Linked DNA regions of Mus musculus: regions 1 and 2 are each linked to region 3. Evidence: chromatin loops called from intact Hi-C (ENCODE). Cell type or tissue: heart. All regions are shown on one strand.

What was found. Peaks named below come from ENCODE experiments on the same cell type or tissue, not always from the same donor. Only the 100,000 strongest peaks of a DNase experiment are listed, where the experiment ranks them.
Region 1: a loop joins it to region 3, with 2.1 times the contacts of the local background. A loop is called at or near these places in 1 of 42 quality-filtered maps.
Region 2: it touches region 3 in a loop (7-fold over the local background); 1 of 42 quality-filtered maps calls a loop at or near these places.

The regions. Positions count from the first base shown.
Region 1 is chr4:120,284,823-120,289,822 of GRCm38, reverse strand. Foxo6 (forkhead box O6) reads left to right here and starts at 2,562. Exons shown (of 2, transcript NM_194060.1): 1 at 2,562-2,984. The coding sequence starts at 2,571. In heart, a CTCF peak has its summit at 1,909 (motif pointing right); DNase peaks (open chromatin) are centred at 22, 1,862 and 3,048; H3K4me3 peaks cover 2,589 bases; H3K27ac peaks cover 1,552 bases; H3K27me3 peaks cover 3,082 bases.
Region 2 is chr4:120,823,473-120,828,472 of GRCm38, reverse strand. Nfyc (nuclear transcription factor-Y gamma) reads left to right here and starts at 2,732. Exons shown (of 10, transcript NM_008692.4): 1 at 2,732-2,943. In heart, no CTCF peak of the experiment used is centred here; DNase peaks (open chromatin) are centred at 2,702 and 3,222; H3K4me3 peaks cover 2,296 bases; H3K27ac peaks cover 2,715 bases.
Region 3 is chr4:120,567,729-120,572,728 of GRCm38, reverse strand. Ctps (cytidine 5'-triphosphate synthase) reads left to right here and starts at 2,453. Exons shown (of 19, transcript NM_016748.2): 1 at 2,453-2,578. In heart, no CTCF peak of the experiment used is centred here; DNase peaks (open chromatin) are centred at 2,438 and 2,688; H3K4me3 peaks cover 3,812 bases; H3K27ac peaks cover 3,414 bases.

The DNA of each region.
Region 1 (5,000 bases), 280 kb after region 3:
AGGCCCCAGAGGACAGGACAGACAGCAGCTGTGGCCACTAGGCAGGCAGGGGCAGAGCAGATCCTGAGTCAGCCTCTGGGCATTTCTGCCAACCTGGCTTCCCAACCCTGCAGTGACAGCCTGTGCCAGAACCCCCAGCTAAGTTTCATCCAGCCATGGTGTGGTCCCCAGCAAGCTCTCATGTCACACTAAGAGCCAGGCCTGATCTCAAGGATGGCAAGAAGCTAGCCTCCAAGGAACTCAAGAAGTAGAGCCAGTGTTGACTCCCCAGGCAAGAAGGGCATCTATGAACTGTGGGAAGGGGCCAGCAGTGATTTCAGCCCTGGATGGTTCTAAACAGAACCACCTGGAGCATGTGTATATGTAAGGGGGTAGCACATAGTTCCCATACCCACCCCTGCCTTTGGGACGTGACTCAGGCTGATGTTAATCATCTGCAAAATGGGCTTGCTCCATCCCCCATCCCCTGGGAGAGCTCCAGCCTGTCAATCAAAGCCCTACCTGCTTTCACTTACTTCTATCCTCTCCCTGGGCTTCAATCTGAGGAAAGGAAGTTTTTAAAGAGGAGGCTGTTTCCCTTAGTGAGAATACAGCTCTTCTACTGCCCAGAGAACTCCACCTCCCTAGTCCCTTTAGGAAGCAGGTACTGGCCAGGAGGAGGTTAAGACTTGGAAACTCTAGTGTTGGACATGTTAATTTTGGTAGGTTGCTTCCCCCACTCTGGACCTCAGTTTCCTGATCAGCAAAACAGGAGACTGTGCCAAAGGGACATGAAGGTTTGCTGGCAGGGCAGCAAGCATCTGGGCAAGCAGGGAATAGTCAGGCATGTGAGGGGGTTTGAGTTAGAAGAAGTGCCAGGGTTAGACTGATGTTTAAGCTGAGTTTTGGTGGAGGCCTCACAGCTGGGAATGTTTGTAGGCATACGGCATAGCCTGAGCATAGGCTGGCAGATGGAGTGGTGACTGGAGACTTAGCCTCCCGGACCCTTTGGGATGAGGTAATGGACTGCATAACCTCTTAGGAGCTGCTCCCTTTGAGGTCACGTGACGATGGGATTAACATCTGAGTCCTCTACTAGTCTATACAGTAGGGACCTCATTTGTCTCCATTTGCTGCTCTTACCATAGAGCCCTGAAAGAAGACAGGAACAATGAAAATGTTCAATATATACCCATTAAACGAGTGAGTTCCTCCCCAACCGTTCTTAACTTTGGGGGTGAGCACTTGTTTCAACAGCCCCTTTGGGAACCTTCCACAGCCTGGAAGACAGTGGTACCTAAAGTGAGGTCCCTAGTGCCTGTCAGCTTGCTAGAAATGTGAAGTCTCGGCCCCAGCACAGACCTGCCGCCAGACACTCGACGGTCGGGGTTCAGGCATCTGTTTTAATCCTCTGTAGGATAAAACCTACCACACACTGAACTTTGAGAACCAATGCTCTAAAATTGTGCTTGCAAGCACAGTAAAAGCCCAGGAAGCCCCATTTGCACAGAGAACAGGTAGGGTTGTGGTATAACGCCTGGCCTACAATCCAGGAATTATCAAACCATTTCTTTTCCCTAGACTGGTCCATGGCACAAAGAGACGAGAGTTAGATCAACCCTTAGTCTGGCTGTTGGAAGGAAGACTTGGAAACGTCAAGGGTCCAGAAGAGGAGGGCGGGGCATTTCTGGGGATGGTAGAAGCGGGGAGGGACCAGTGTTCCGAGCCCCGCCCCATTTCTGTTGCCCCGGGAAACCCCGGGTTGTAACAATAACCTGCTGACGCGCTCCTGGGAGGAATCCTTTGAAGGTTGTGGGCGGGGCAGCCCCGCTGTGCACCAATGGAAGCACTCGGGATCCGCCCCTACGTTGCCCTCCCCGAGCCCGGCAGGGGGCGGGGCCGCGCCAGACGTTTCTCGCCTGCTCCCTAGGGGGCGCTGTGGCGTGCGGGGCTTCGGCGGGGTCGCCCTTAGCGGGAGCTCCACGCCCCCCACAGTCAGCAGGCGGGGCACCCAGTAAGCAAGGATTCCGCGGCCCTGGGCGAGCACGCCCCGCCTCCTTTTGCTCCGGGTCCGCCCCGTCCCCGTCCCCCGCCCATCCCGAGGTGCAGCCGGCGCTGAGCGCGGCAGGCGCGGGAGCTGGCGCTGGAGCCGGAGCGGCGGCGGCATTCACGGGGCGGCGGCGGCGCGGGCTCTGGCACGGGCTCGGGCTCCGGCATGGTGCAAGCCAGCCTCGTCCCGGGAGAGCGGGGCCCGCGCGCGGGACCGGCGCCCGCGGAGCGGCGGCAGCGGCGGTGGCGGTGGTGGCTGCGGGCACAGACAGGCGGCAGGTGCTAGAAGCTGGGCTGGGCGAGGTGTGTGCCCGCTGGGCTCCCGGGCCGCCGCCCCCTCACTGCCTGGGTCTTTGCCTCCCTCCGTGCTCGCCAGTTTGTCCAGCCTCCTGCCTCCGCTCCCCGGCCCATGGCGCCCCGCGGTTGAGCCGGCGCCGCCAGGGACCCCTCCCGCGGGCCTCCCCGGGGCGCGCAGATCCCAGAGCCGCGCGCCCACCCTCCGCGGAGCCTCCCTCCCTGCCTCGCCCGAGCCGGGCGGGACCATGGCTGCGAAGCTGCGAGCGCATCAGGTGGACGTGGACCCGGACTTCGCGCCGCAGAGCCGGCCGCGCTCGTGTACCTGGCCTCTGCCGCAGCCGGACTTGGCCGGCGACGAGGACGGGGCGCTGGGTGCAGGAGTAGCCGAGGGTTCCGAGGACTGCGGGCCGGAACGCAGGGCGACGGCCCCAGCGATGGCCCCAGCGCCTCCGCTGGGCGCAGAGGTCGGACCCTTGCGGAAAGCGAAGAGCTCCCGACGGAACGCGTGGGGGAACCTTTCCTACGCCGACCTCATCACCAAAGCCATCGAGAGCGCCCCGGACAAGAGACTCACGCTCTCGCAGATCTACGACTGGATGGTCCGCTACGTGCCCTACTTCAAGGATAAAGGCGACAGCAACAGCTCGGCCGGCTGGAAGGTGGGGCATCCGGGCTCCGGGCAGGCTACAGGGAGGGGGGCTCTGGAACACCCCTAGGGGTCATGGAGTGCGCGCCCAGGGCGTGGGGCAGGTCAGTTGACAGGCGGGGGCATGCTGGCAGCAGCTGTATTCATTCATGTCCCCTAGGAAGGATGCGCGGGATTGGAGGTCTGGTAGGGTGACAGGGGATACCTTTTTGAGGCATCCCAGAGGATTATCCCTGGCCTGTCATTGAGCGTATAATAGCATAACTCATTTCCAGACCACGGACAGTAGGGAGCCCCCTTTGTTTTGTGTGACTTGTTTTACCCTCTCCACCAGGGTACTTGCTTTAAAGAGCTGGAGTCATGACCCGGGGCTCCTGTCTGCTTTCCCTCTCAAATCTTCCCTGGCCTTCCTGACACTGGCCCCATGGTGAAGAGTGCTAACAGATCAAGCCTCCCCCCCCCCCAACCCCATGCAATTCTTTCTATAGTGTTGAGAGTTCATCCTGGAGCCTAGTCGGGGTGAAAAGCATGGCAGACCACCGGAGATGAGTTCTTCATGGGGCAGTTGTCAGCCCCTTCCCTGGTACAGCATGGGGTGGGGGAGGTGCTTTAGGCTCCCTGCTGGGACTTGTGGGAATGGTGTTGAGGTCTGGGGGGGGGGTCTATTTCTACCCACTCGGGCAACTTATCTCTCACTTCCCTGGCTTTCTGGGCTCAGATGCACTTAAGGAGTGGGGCACCCCTAGAGAGACCTCAGTGGCAGGCAGTGGAAAGGGGAGAGCCATCTTGGGAGAAGACTTGGATGGGGGCTTTACTGGATTGTAGCTTCTAGATCCAGCTCCTCCTCTGTCCATCTTGTTGGGAAATGGGGCTAGCCTATGCACTTGGGGGTGAAAAGGCATGAGGGGACCTCTTGTGGGAGAGGTAGTCACTGTGAGGAAGACATGTCTGTGACCAGAGATGAGGCTGTTTGGGGTGTTGATTGGCAGCAAGATCTGAGGAGAGGGGCAGCAGCCATGGCCAGATCTAGATGCACTTGGGAGTCCTGATCTGGGAGCCCCCGGCTCTTGGGATTCCTGTACACTGGCATCTTCTTTGGCTCTCCTTGACCATTATGGGGCAGGAACACAAGACACAGAAGTAGACCTGAGTCTCATCCCCTCCATTTTCCAGTCCCCTACATCTCAGTTCCCACCAGAATACAACTTTCTCTCAAGTGTGCCCTGCTCTTGGGCTTGCTCTGCTTCTTGTCTGCTGTGTCCACCTTCCTTCCACTCCTTCCCAGAGATGTAGTCACTCTCCTCAGGGCACAGGGTCCCAGTGCCTCCTCCAAGAAGCCTTCCCTAACACTTGTTAGCTAGCTCAGGACTCCCACCTACCCACCTTTTTTTTTCCTGGCCCTAAGGCATGCATCATGAGTCAATCATGTGTGCCCTACCTCCTGCTCCCTCCCTCCCTCCTTTACTTTTGAACGACGGTGTCAGTGTTAGGACTCTTCTGTCCCCATGGCACCTTACAGAGAGTCTGGCCCAAGAAGCCACCAGTGTATGCATGCTGAGAGTAAAGAGATGGGTAGATGGTAAAAGAGACTGTGGATTGGCGAAGAGTGCCAGGACCTGAGCAGATCAGGAGGGCTTCCTGTAAGAGGCAGAGCTCCAGCAGGTTTGGATGGATGAAGGAGACTGGGGAAAGATAGGAAGCAGGGATTTGAAGCTAGAAGCCTGGAGGCAGCTGCAGTTCTGAGCAAGCATGTTGGGGCCGAGCTCTGTGCCAGACTCTTCCCATATCTTTAAAGCTCTCAGTAGTCCCTGAGCTGGGTTTTACTATAACCATTCATAGGGGTGGTCTCTGAGGCCCAGAGGACGAGAGTCAATTAACTGCCTAAGGTTCTACTCCAACCAAGGTATGTCACCCACCTCTCCCGGTCCCAGCAAGCCTCTGGAACATGCCTGGCTAGCCCTGGCGAGAGGAAGCTGCTGCTGGTGTTGAACAGAGGCCGACATAAAACATAGGATATGATGGCAGCGTG
Region 2 (5,000 bases), 260 kb before region 3:
GTACAGCCCCTGTAAACTGTCCATACTTAATTACAGTATAATCTCTAGTAATTTGGGCTGTTTCTATGCAATTTTTACATTTTTTTAAGTTTCTGTGTAGCAGAACACAGATTTAAAAAAAAAAAAAAAAGATTTAGCCAGGCGTGGTGGCGCACGCCTTTAGTCCCAGCACTTGGGAGGCAGAGGCAGGCGGATTTCTGAGTTCGAGGCCAGCCTGGTCTACAGAGTGAGTTCCAGGACAGCCAGGGCTACACAGAGAAACCCTGTCTTGAAAAACCAAAAAAAAAAAAAAATTATTTATTTATGTATATTAGTACACTGTTGCTGTCTTCAGACACACCAGAAGAGGGCATTAGATCTCATTACAGATGGTTGTGAGCCACCATGTGGTTGCTGGGAATTGAACTCAGGTCCTCTAGAAGAGCAGTCAGTGCTCTTAACCACTGAGCCATCTCTCCAAGTCCCCAATTTTTCATTTTTCAAAAAACATAATTTTCAAACAAATATTTGTAGACTTCTCAAGTTTTTCTTTGTTTACCTAAGTTTCCTTCCCGCCCCTTAACTGTTAGTTAGCAGAGGATTATCTTGATACCCCTTGAGTCTCAGTCACTGATTTCAAGTTATCTGGTTTGGAGGCAAGTGTCTTTACTGGCTAAACCATTTAGTTAATTTGCTTTTGAACTTTTCCTCACCCTGAGACAAGAGTTTCTCTCTGCCCTGTCCTGAAATTCACTATGCAGAGATTCCGACTCTTCTGGAACTCACTCTGTAGACCAGGCTGGCCTTGAACTCAGAAATCTACCTGCCTCTGTCACTGAGTGCTGGGAATAAAGACGTACCACCACTGCCACCCAGCTATTTTGAATTTCTAATCTTTCTAGTCATCTCCTGAGTCTTGGGATTAACTGCATGTTCCACCACACCAGGTTTTATGCCATGGTGGAGACTGAACCAGGGCTTCCATACCAGGCAAACTCACTACCAACTGAACTGCATCCTCAGGCCTGCCTCTCTTTCTTTCTGGAGCAGGAGGTCTTTCCCAGGGCCATAGGCATTTTAATTATTCACTTCACCCTCATCTACACCCACATCTCAGTCAAAATACAATTTCTTATTTGGGGTATCCAGTAAAAACAAAATTCTTTTTTTTTTTTTTTTTTTTTTTGGGCTTTTCGAGACAGAGTTTCGGTTTCTCTGTGTAGCCCTGGCTGTCCTGGAAATCACTTTGTAGACCAGGCTGGCCTCGAACTCAGAAATCCGCTTGCCTCTGCCTCCTGTCTTTTCTCTTTTCTTTTCTTTTCTTTTCTTTTCTTTTCTTTTCTTTTCTTTTTTCTTTTCTTTTCGTGTGTGTGTGTGTGTGTGTGTGTGTGTGTGTGTGTGTGTGCTGGGCATGGTAGTTTATGTCTGTAATCCCAGGACCCCGAGGCTAAGTAAGGAAGATTTAGCTGAGTTTAAGGTCAGTGTGGACTACATAATGAGCACCGGACAACCAGTTATAGACAGGCCTTGTGAAATACTACACTTCCCCATCCCCACCCCCACCTCCCCAAAATGGTTGGCTTCCATATTCAGCCTAAAGTGCCAAGATTAGAGGCATGTATTACCACACCAAGCCATACATATTGTGTTAATGTATTTGCATGGAATGCATTCGCCCATAGAAGGCAACATCTAGATGTCTTCAGTGGAAACTTCACCCTATTTTTTGACACAGGATTTCCCTGCGTAATTCTGGAAGTCCTGGAACTCGACAAGGCTGGCGTTGAACTCACAGACCCTCTTGCTTCCGTCTTCCCAGGTGCTGGAATTTCAGTTCTACCGCGCTGGCCCCAACCTATTTGTATAGACTGGGCCTCCCACTGAACCAGGAGCTTGCTTATTTAGCTAGGCTGGCAGGTTTCTTTTCAAGCCTTTCAGGTATGGGAGACTACTGTGCTAGTGGCTTATGGAGTGTTGGGGGGGCTAATGCAGGTCTTAATGCTTGTAGGAAGCACTTTACTGAGCCACCTCCCAACTCTTTAATTTTTTATGCCAATTTTTAAAAAAAATATTTATTATTTTATGTAAGTACACTGTAGCTGTCTTCTGACACACCAGAGGGCATCAGATGTCATTACGGATGGTTGTAAGCCACCATGTGGTTGCTGGGATTTGAACTCAGGACCTTCAGAAGAGCAGTCAGTGCTCTTAACCACTGAGCCATCTCTCCAGCCCTTTTTATGCCAATTTTAACGTTTTAAAATGTCACCTTTTTGGTTGTTTGGAAATTTTATTTCTTCACTTACTGGTGTGTGTGTGTGTGTGTGTGTGTGTGTGTGTGTGTGTGTGTGTGTGCGCGCGCGCGTCGCACATTAATGATCAGAGTTCAGCTTTCAGGACTCTGTTCTTCTGGTCCATCCTGGGTTCCAAGAATCGAATTCAGGTCGTCCGGTTTGCTGAGCCCCAGGCGGCTTTTTAAATTTTCCATGCCCGCGAAGTTCTTCTCTCCCTACCATTCATTTCCTTGAAGAACAAAACACGGAAAACTATTTCCTAAAACCCAGAAGCGAGCGCATCCTAGCTGAGAGCTTCAAGGATATAGAACGTCCTCGGAGGTCACCGAGAAACGCCTCCCGCGCCCCTGGGAAGGGGCGGGGCCCCAAAAGTCTCCGCTCTCACTATCCCGCTTGGCCAGGCAAGACAATTCTCGCGAGACTTCAGGCACCTCAGCCGCTGCGCACTACGCGTTGCTGGGAGTCGAGGCGCGGAGTGGGGGGAGGGGCAGGGGAGACGGTACAAACGGCGCGGCCGCCATCTTGTTTGCGCCCCCGCTCCGCACGCGCTCCGGTTTTTCGTGACGCACGCTTCCCCCTCCCCTCCGCCGCGCCCGGGCCTCTGCATTGCCCGACGGCGCAGCAGCGCGGGGGCGGCTGCTTTCTTCGCTGGACGCCGGAGTAGAGGCCTGTGAGTGTATGAAAGCTTGGGTGAGGAGGGGAGAGAGAGAGGGGGCGGCCGGCAGTGAGGGCGGTGCTTCCCGCCAATGGCGGAGAGCTCCCTTCCCTCTGCGGCCGCCGCTGCACTTCGGTCGGCTCTGCCGCCGCCATGTTATGTGTTCGCCGGGCCCGCCGCTGTCGTCGCGGCTGCGCTCGCGGGGTCCGTGCGCCTGGGCCCGCGGGCTTTCTCCCATTGGCGGAAGGCGACGGCGGGGGGGCTCGCTCGTGATTGGTCGGCGGCGGGGAGGCCGCGGACCTGGCACCTTATTGGTCACGCCGGCTCCGGCCTGGGGGGTGATGAAGGAATTGGCGGCTGTCGGGATGCTAGCTGCTCAGGCTCTGGCGGCAGGGCGACGGTCCCTCTAATGCCAGCGTGGCGGGGAGTCTCCGGGACGGAGCCGGAGGCCCAGAGGAGAAAGAGAGTGGTAGCCTGGCGTGTGGCCTGCAACGGGGAGGGGTCACTACTAATACCAGAGGCACGGTCAACTACAAGATGGGGTGTGCAAGCCCCTGCTTTGTAAACACGGAACAGAAGTGTCTTCGAGACCTAGGGGTGCTAGACTTGGAAATTGATCCAGCTTGGGAATGACCCTGAGTAGAAGTCTGAGTGCATGGTATGGAAGTAGTGGGAGTGAGGACCAGAAGGACAGAATCGGATTAGGGAGCCTGCTGTAAGAATTTGGGTTTTGAAACCCGGAGGATTAGTGTAGAACTCCAGACTCCATTCTGGGTTCTGAAATGGAGAGTGGGAAACAGGTAAACAGCCGGATCCCACTGGACAGGTGTATCAACTTTTAGAGGCTGAATGCCATTTTAACATTACATTAAGTAGAATCAGAAAGTCAGCTGTAGAATGTATTTGCATAATTGGGAAGTTGGGGGTTACAGGATTTGGGATCATGCTAGTTTTGAGATGTTATATATGAAATTTTCACTGGTCTAAGAAGAATATAGGATCAGAGCTTTGTGCTTGCTAGACAAACATTCTACCAACTGAGTTACCCCACTTCCCCCTTAAAATTGATCTCTCTTAACTTTCAGTTCAGAGGGCAGGTGAGACAAACTCAGGAGTAATAGACCTTGTTTCGCGTGCTTACCTGGGTGTATGAGTATATTTTACAGTCACACAGATATTGGCAGTGCCATCCTCATTCTGTGAGGGAACAAGCAAGAGTTTGTAAGTTGCTGGAGTCAGGTGTACTGTCCTTGTTGTGGGAGCAGCCGTGCAGATTAGGGTGAGAGGGTTGCTTGAGCCCAGGAATTTGAGGTCAGCCTGTAAGATGTGAGACTCTAAAAGGAAGACAAAACCACGAGGAATTTGGTTAAGTTCACAGCTAGTAAGTGACAGCCCAGATCCAGACACAGATGGGATTCTCCATCCTTACACTGCTTTTAGAGTTCCCACTTCATATCCTTCCTTCTCCTCCTCTTCTCTGTCTTCCTCTTCCCTCTTTACTCTTTCTTTACCTTTTTTCTTTTGAGGCAAGTTCTCCTGTAGTCCAGGCTACTCTTGCTTGCTCTGTATGTAGCTGGTAATGACCTTTCACTCCAGATTCTTCTAGATCCACATCCTAACTGATGAGATTTCCCAGAGAGTCCCACCACTCTGGGATCTTGGAGCTCTTAATTCTTTTTTATTTTGAAATTTTTATTACATTTTAATTTATTATGTACATGTGAGTGTGTGAGCCATAGTATTCTGGAGGTCAGAGGACAGCTTGTAGGTATGTTCATTCCCTCCTTCCATCATGTGAAATCCATGGGAGGAATTCCAGTCCTCAGGCTTTGTGGCAAGAGCTCTTACCAGGTGAGCTACCATGCCAACCTGGAGCTTATTTTATTTTCCTTTTTGAGATGGTGGTCTCACTATATAAGGCCAGGCTGGTCTGGAATTCATAGAGATCCACCTCCTTCCTCAGGAATGGTGAGATTAAAGGTGTTACCAAGACCAGCTGGAGCCCTTATTTATTATTTATTTAGGTTTTGTGTGTGTGCGAGAGAGAGGTGCGGGCAGGGGAGGGCGGTAGA
Region 3 (5,000 bases):
CCACCATCTCCCAGCGAAACACAGTTTTCTTCGGAAAAACCATACTTACTTCATGATGTATTAACTGTTTCAACTTCTGTGCTATGAAGACAGAGCTCAGTTGCTTGTGTAGCATCGAGTATGGGTGACCTGCCCTTTTTAGAAAGTTTGCCTTGACCCCATTCTCTGAGGAGCAGTTGATGATGAAAGGCATCCCAGAGAGGCAGGTGGAGATGGAGGACAAGATGCCTAGCTGACTAAGTACTGTGCTAGGAGGGGAATTACTCATGAAGTTCAGAACAAGTCCAGGCTAGGGATATCAATTCCAGAGTTGTCATTTTGAACATGATTATTTAGAAGATGATTTAAGTGGAGACTTTTAAAATAAGGCCCAAGGCAGAACACTATTTACAGGTCAAGAAGAGGATCTAGGCAGATGCAGGAGGCCTATAACTCAGGGAAAAAAATGAATATGGTTTCCAAGAAGCCAGGAGAAGACCATTTTAGGGAGGGAATGACCAGCGGGGACATAAGATGCCACAGAGGATGTCAGTTCAGGGGGCTGTGTTTTGGGACTATGGCTGCACATAGAAGCTTACAGGAAGACTGAGTCTAAGGTTAGGAAAACAAGTAGTTTAAGTATGCATAAATGCATTCACATCATGCACATATTGTCTTCCTTTAGGGTCTGAGAACAGGTATGGAATTAGAATCTGTACCCTATGTTCAGAGATAAGGTTTGGGAACATGAACTTGATTTTTGATCAAAACATTTTTGGTGGAATTACAGAACATAAACTGGGCTGGACATAGTTCAGGCTTTAACGACATTGGCTCATGACCAAAACACATAAAAATATTTAGTTAACAGGAACATGAACAATGGCTGACTAGAACTCGTACAAGGAAAAGGGTGGAAAACAAAACCCAGAGATAGTCAGTGCCAACATTTTCCTCGAGTTTTGCTGAAAAGTGACAGACTGGGAGGTGAAGCAGAGATGGCTGTAGACAAACAAGGGCCCTGGGCAAACATGGGAGAACCATGTAACACTCTGCACTGGGGTAGTAGAAGGAGAAAACTGGTGATGTGGAGGGGAGACATCCCAGGCATCGGTGAGTTGTATGGCACCTGAAGCAGTGAGAAGAGGGGGGCTGCCCTCTCCACTGCAGCCACTTGTCTGAAGTACCAAGATGAAAGACCATGCTGCTCGCACACATGAAAGCAGGCTGGTAGACAGAAGTTCTCTTGTTGGCTTGCATTTTCTTGGTGAAATGGAAAGCAAGACCATCAAAGAGAATATGGGAGAGTGGAGGGGAGTGAAGGGGTCCCCCAGAAGAGCGACTGGGGGAGGAGTTCAGTTTTGTACCTCTTATGGAAGCTTCTTGGAGCAGAGCAGTTTGGGTATTTGGGCAGACTCAGAGCATGCTGTTGGTTGGGATCTGAAAGAATCCGGAAGTCTCCGAGAGAAGCCCCTGTAGAATTCTCCTAAGTGGTTTCTTGGAATTCTACTTGTTTGAGTCATTTTCCTGAAAAAAACCAGTATGGTCATGGGAGGCATACCTTTTCTTTAACTCTTTCAGCAAAGACAGAAGAAAAAAAAAAGCAATAAATTACTCCTAATGGAAGGAAACAAGCCTCCTGGATGGAGTTCAAGGTACAAGGTACTTCCTAAGGAAACCTTTGTGTAGTTTTTGCAGGGTGGAGGGTATTAAAAACTCACATGGGTTTATGTAGTATTCAAAAGACAAAATCATCACCTTGGGTGCTGTAAATCTTTTGCCTACAACGCTCTGCATAGAGCTGCCCTTCCAACCTCTCCAGCCTGCACTGTTCACTCTGCAAGGCTCTTCTGGACCTCGCCTGGAATGTGCACACAGACTTTTTCTTCTGCCTCATTTTCTATTCCTCCCTCCCTTCCTTGCCAGTAAACGTTTCTGCTACGTGTTCAGAACCCGCTGTACACTAACTCCCCAAGTCCCAATCGTCTGTGAAAATCCCCATGACTTGTTAGAAGTGGGCTCGTTTGCCTCTCTACATTTAGTGCCGGATGGAAGTAGGCTCGCGACAGTTGTTCTAATGCAGGCACCGTCAGGGTGCGTTGTGTGGAAAGGCAGCTGGCTAGGACGTGAAGCCAAGCGGCCCGGCCTAAGAGGGAGACAAGCAGGCACCGGGAGAAGGCGGCGGTGCGGGGCGAGAGCACGAGATGATTTGGCCCGCAGCCTGAGGGAAGGCGGATGGGAGGTGAGAGTGTCCACCGGCTATTGCGGGACCAGGCAAAGGCCCTCAGGGTTCCGGTTAGATGCGAGTCACCAGCATCCTCTAGACCTCGGGCGAGGAAGCCCACAGAACCCACAACTCCCGAGACCCACCCGCAGTAGCCACTCAACAAGCTGCGGCGAGACGTCCCGCGCATGCGCGCCCTAGCCCCACCCTCCCCTGGGCCCGCCTCTCCCCGCCCTCTGCGTGCGCACCGCCTAGAGCCCGCCTCTCAGAAAGACGGCTGGCGCATGCGGCCCGGCCGAGCACTGGCTGCCCGAGGCTCACCACGCGCGCGCCGGCCTTGCTGTGGCTGACACGAGACTCCGAAGCCGGCCTCAGGTAGGCAGACTTCAGGGATCCCGGTGGAACGGCTCCCGGGTGCAAGAGCCTGTGGCGCCGACAGAGCCCGGCGCGGACGGCCACGCCGCCGGGGCGATAAACGTCTCTTCTCACCAATCAGGGGAGAGCTGGCCCGGCGTTCTGCCCAATGGGCTGCATCTCTAACGGGAGTGGGGCGGGCAGTCCCGGAACGCGAGCTGCCGGCTCCCGCGCGCGGGCCGCGTGGCCCGGCTAAGGAAAGGGGCCGAGTCCGGCGACGCGGGCAGCCGGGCTTGGTGAGGTAGAGAGCGCGGTGTGCCGCCGCGGAGGGGTCTCCCAGAGCCCCAGCCTGTGATGGGGCCCGACTGGCGGCCTTGAGCTCCTCCCGGCGCTGCCCGGCGCGCGGGAGGAAGGGGCTTGTAGGTTCGCTGGGCCTCACGGCCCAGGCTACCCAGCTGCTGTCTCTCTTTCCAGCCCAGCGCGAAGATGCTGGCGTTCTTGAGGCCACTACGTCAGCGTGGCTGCCTTACGTCCACACTCATTATTTTAAATCCTCAGCAGCCGGGTGACGCGGGTGGGTGCTGCTGTGGTTCTCGTCCCACTTTTTACGGCGGTGCGAACCCGGGCATCAGGCACTTCGGGGCTAGATTTAGATTTCAGCACATCTGCGGTGGATCCTGAGCCTGATTTTCACCAACTTCATTTTTTTTTTTTTTTAACAAAAGCTTTCACATTTTTCATTCGTGAATTTATCTGGTGCCCCTTGCTCTATATTATAGCTCCTGTACTTGAAAAACCTTTTGTGTCTTGTCATCTTCAGAAAAAAAAGTGCAGCGTGGACATTCAACTTTGCCCATGGACTGGCCCCTGGCCATCCCTTTGCCCTAATCTTTTTTTCTTGGTGCATCCTGTGGGCTCACCTGCTTGTTCATGCTTTGCCTGATTCCTAGCTCATTTCAGTCAGTCAGCCTTACGGGCCCATTACAAGGCAGGTTTTCAAAAGGAGCTCCTGGATCCTCCCTCAGTCCAGGTCATCTCTCCCGGAGATACTTAAGTTGGACCCACATTTGACTTAAGTTTGTGGTACCCCCAGCATGTGAGTAGCTCTCCCATAATAGGTAGTTTGTAAACGTTAGGGAATGGGTCCTCTCCAACTGGCTCTTTGTGGCTTTTGGAATATTTTTTTGCCAGTCACTCTGGGAGACTGCCAGAATCTTAGTGTCTGTCTGTCTGTCTGTCTGTCTGTCTGAGTCTCAATCTCTCTCTCTCTCAGAAACACACACGCACATACACACAGAGAGATCTGAATAAAGTTGGGACAAGATGAGGTGATCCCGTGACAACCTGTTCTGAACTGAGGAATCTGTAGGAACATCAGAAATTGACTCAGTGAGTCTAGGCTGTAGTCTTAGTAAGAAATGCCAGGATGCCAGGTTTGGACTTATCTAAAATACTAAAATATAGCCAAGTTTGATAAATGCATTAATAAGAAGGAACCATATAATTATGAGGTGATACAGTTTTTCTCTCAAGGATATTGTCTACCCTTTTGGGGTTCACAGTCTGCATAAGCATACTAAACACTCCTGAAGGTCTTGGGTTAAAGACTAGTCATCATTTCTTTTGATTTTTTTTTTTTTTCTGCCCATAAAGTCACCTTCCCCTCTTTTGAGATAGGAATTCCATATGTATGTAGATCAGGTGTCTTTGAACTTGGGGCAACCCTCCTTTCTCTTTCCAAGTGCCCCTTTCTTTACAGGCATGGAGTACCTTATCCTGTCAAAACCTTTCTGGGAAACCCAGTTGTATTTTGTAGAAGTACACTTTTGAAACGACTGCGCAGAGGGTAGAAAGAGCAGGATAACATTCCTTACTGTGTAAGGGGAAAGGTATTTCAAGCATTATGCTTTCCTTGCCAAGTTTGTTCATTCTCGTTCCTGGGAGGAGTGGAGCTGGGAAATGCGTCCTGCAGAATTCCCCTTTCTTTGTTCCTTAGCTTATTTTTGTTTTAATTTGGCTTCACACAGGGTTTTTAGAGGGGGGAAGTGTCTTCTCTGTGCTAAAGCAAGCATTTCTTGATGCTTGGTGGCGGCATTTTCTCTTTTTGGTCACATTTGGCTTTGCTGACCAATTGGTGGCCTCTGAAGCTGGGGACTGGTGATAAATCTTTTGACATGTCACTATGTCATTGCGTATTGATGCTGTTTTCACTTGACATTTAACTCTGCTGGTCTTGTATCCACTCTACTTGTCTCACATGTTTCTTTTACTCCCTGCCACTACATTATTACCCTATGGGTTTATGAGTTTAATGTTATCTTCCCTATTCAGTGTGTGCTTCTGACTGGGTTATTTCACAAGTTCCATTTCCTGCAGCCTGTATCATTTCTGTAGGGCATACCTGTGAGAGATTGCTGCCAAGAAGCAACTTAAAGTACAGATG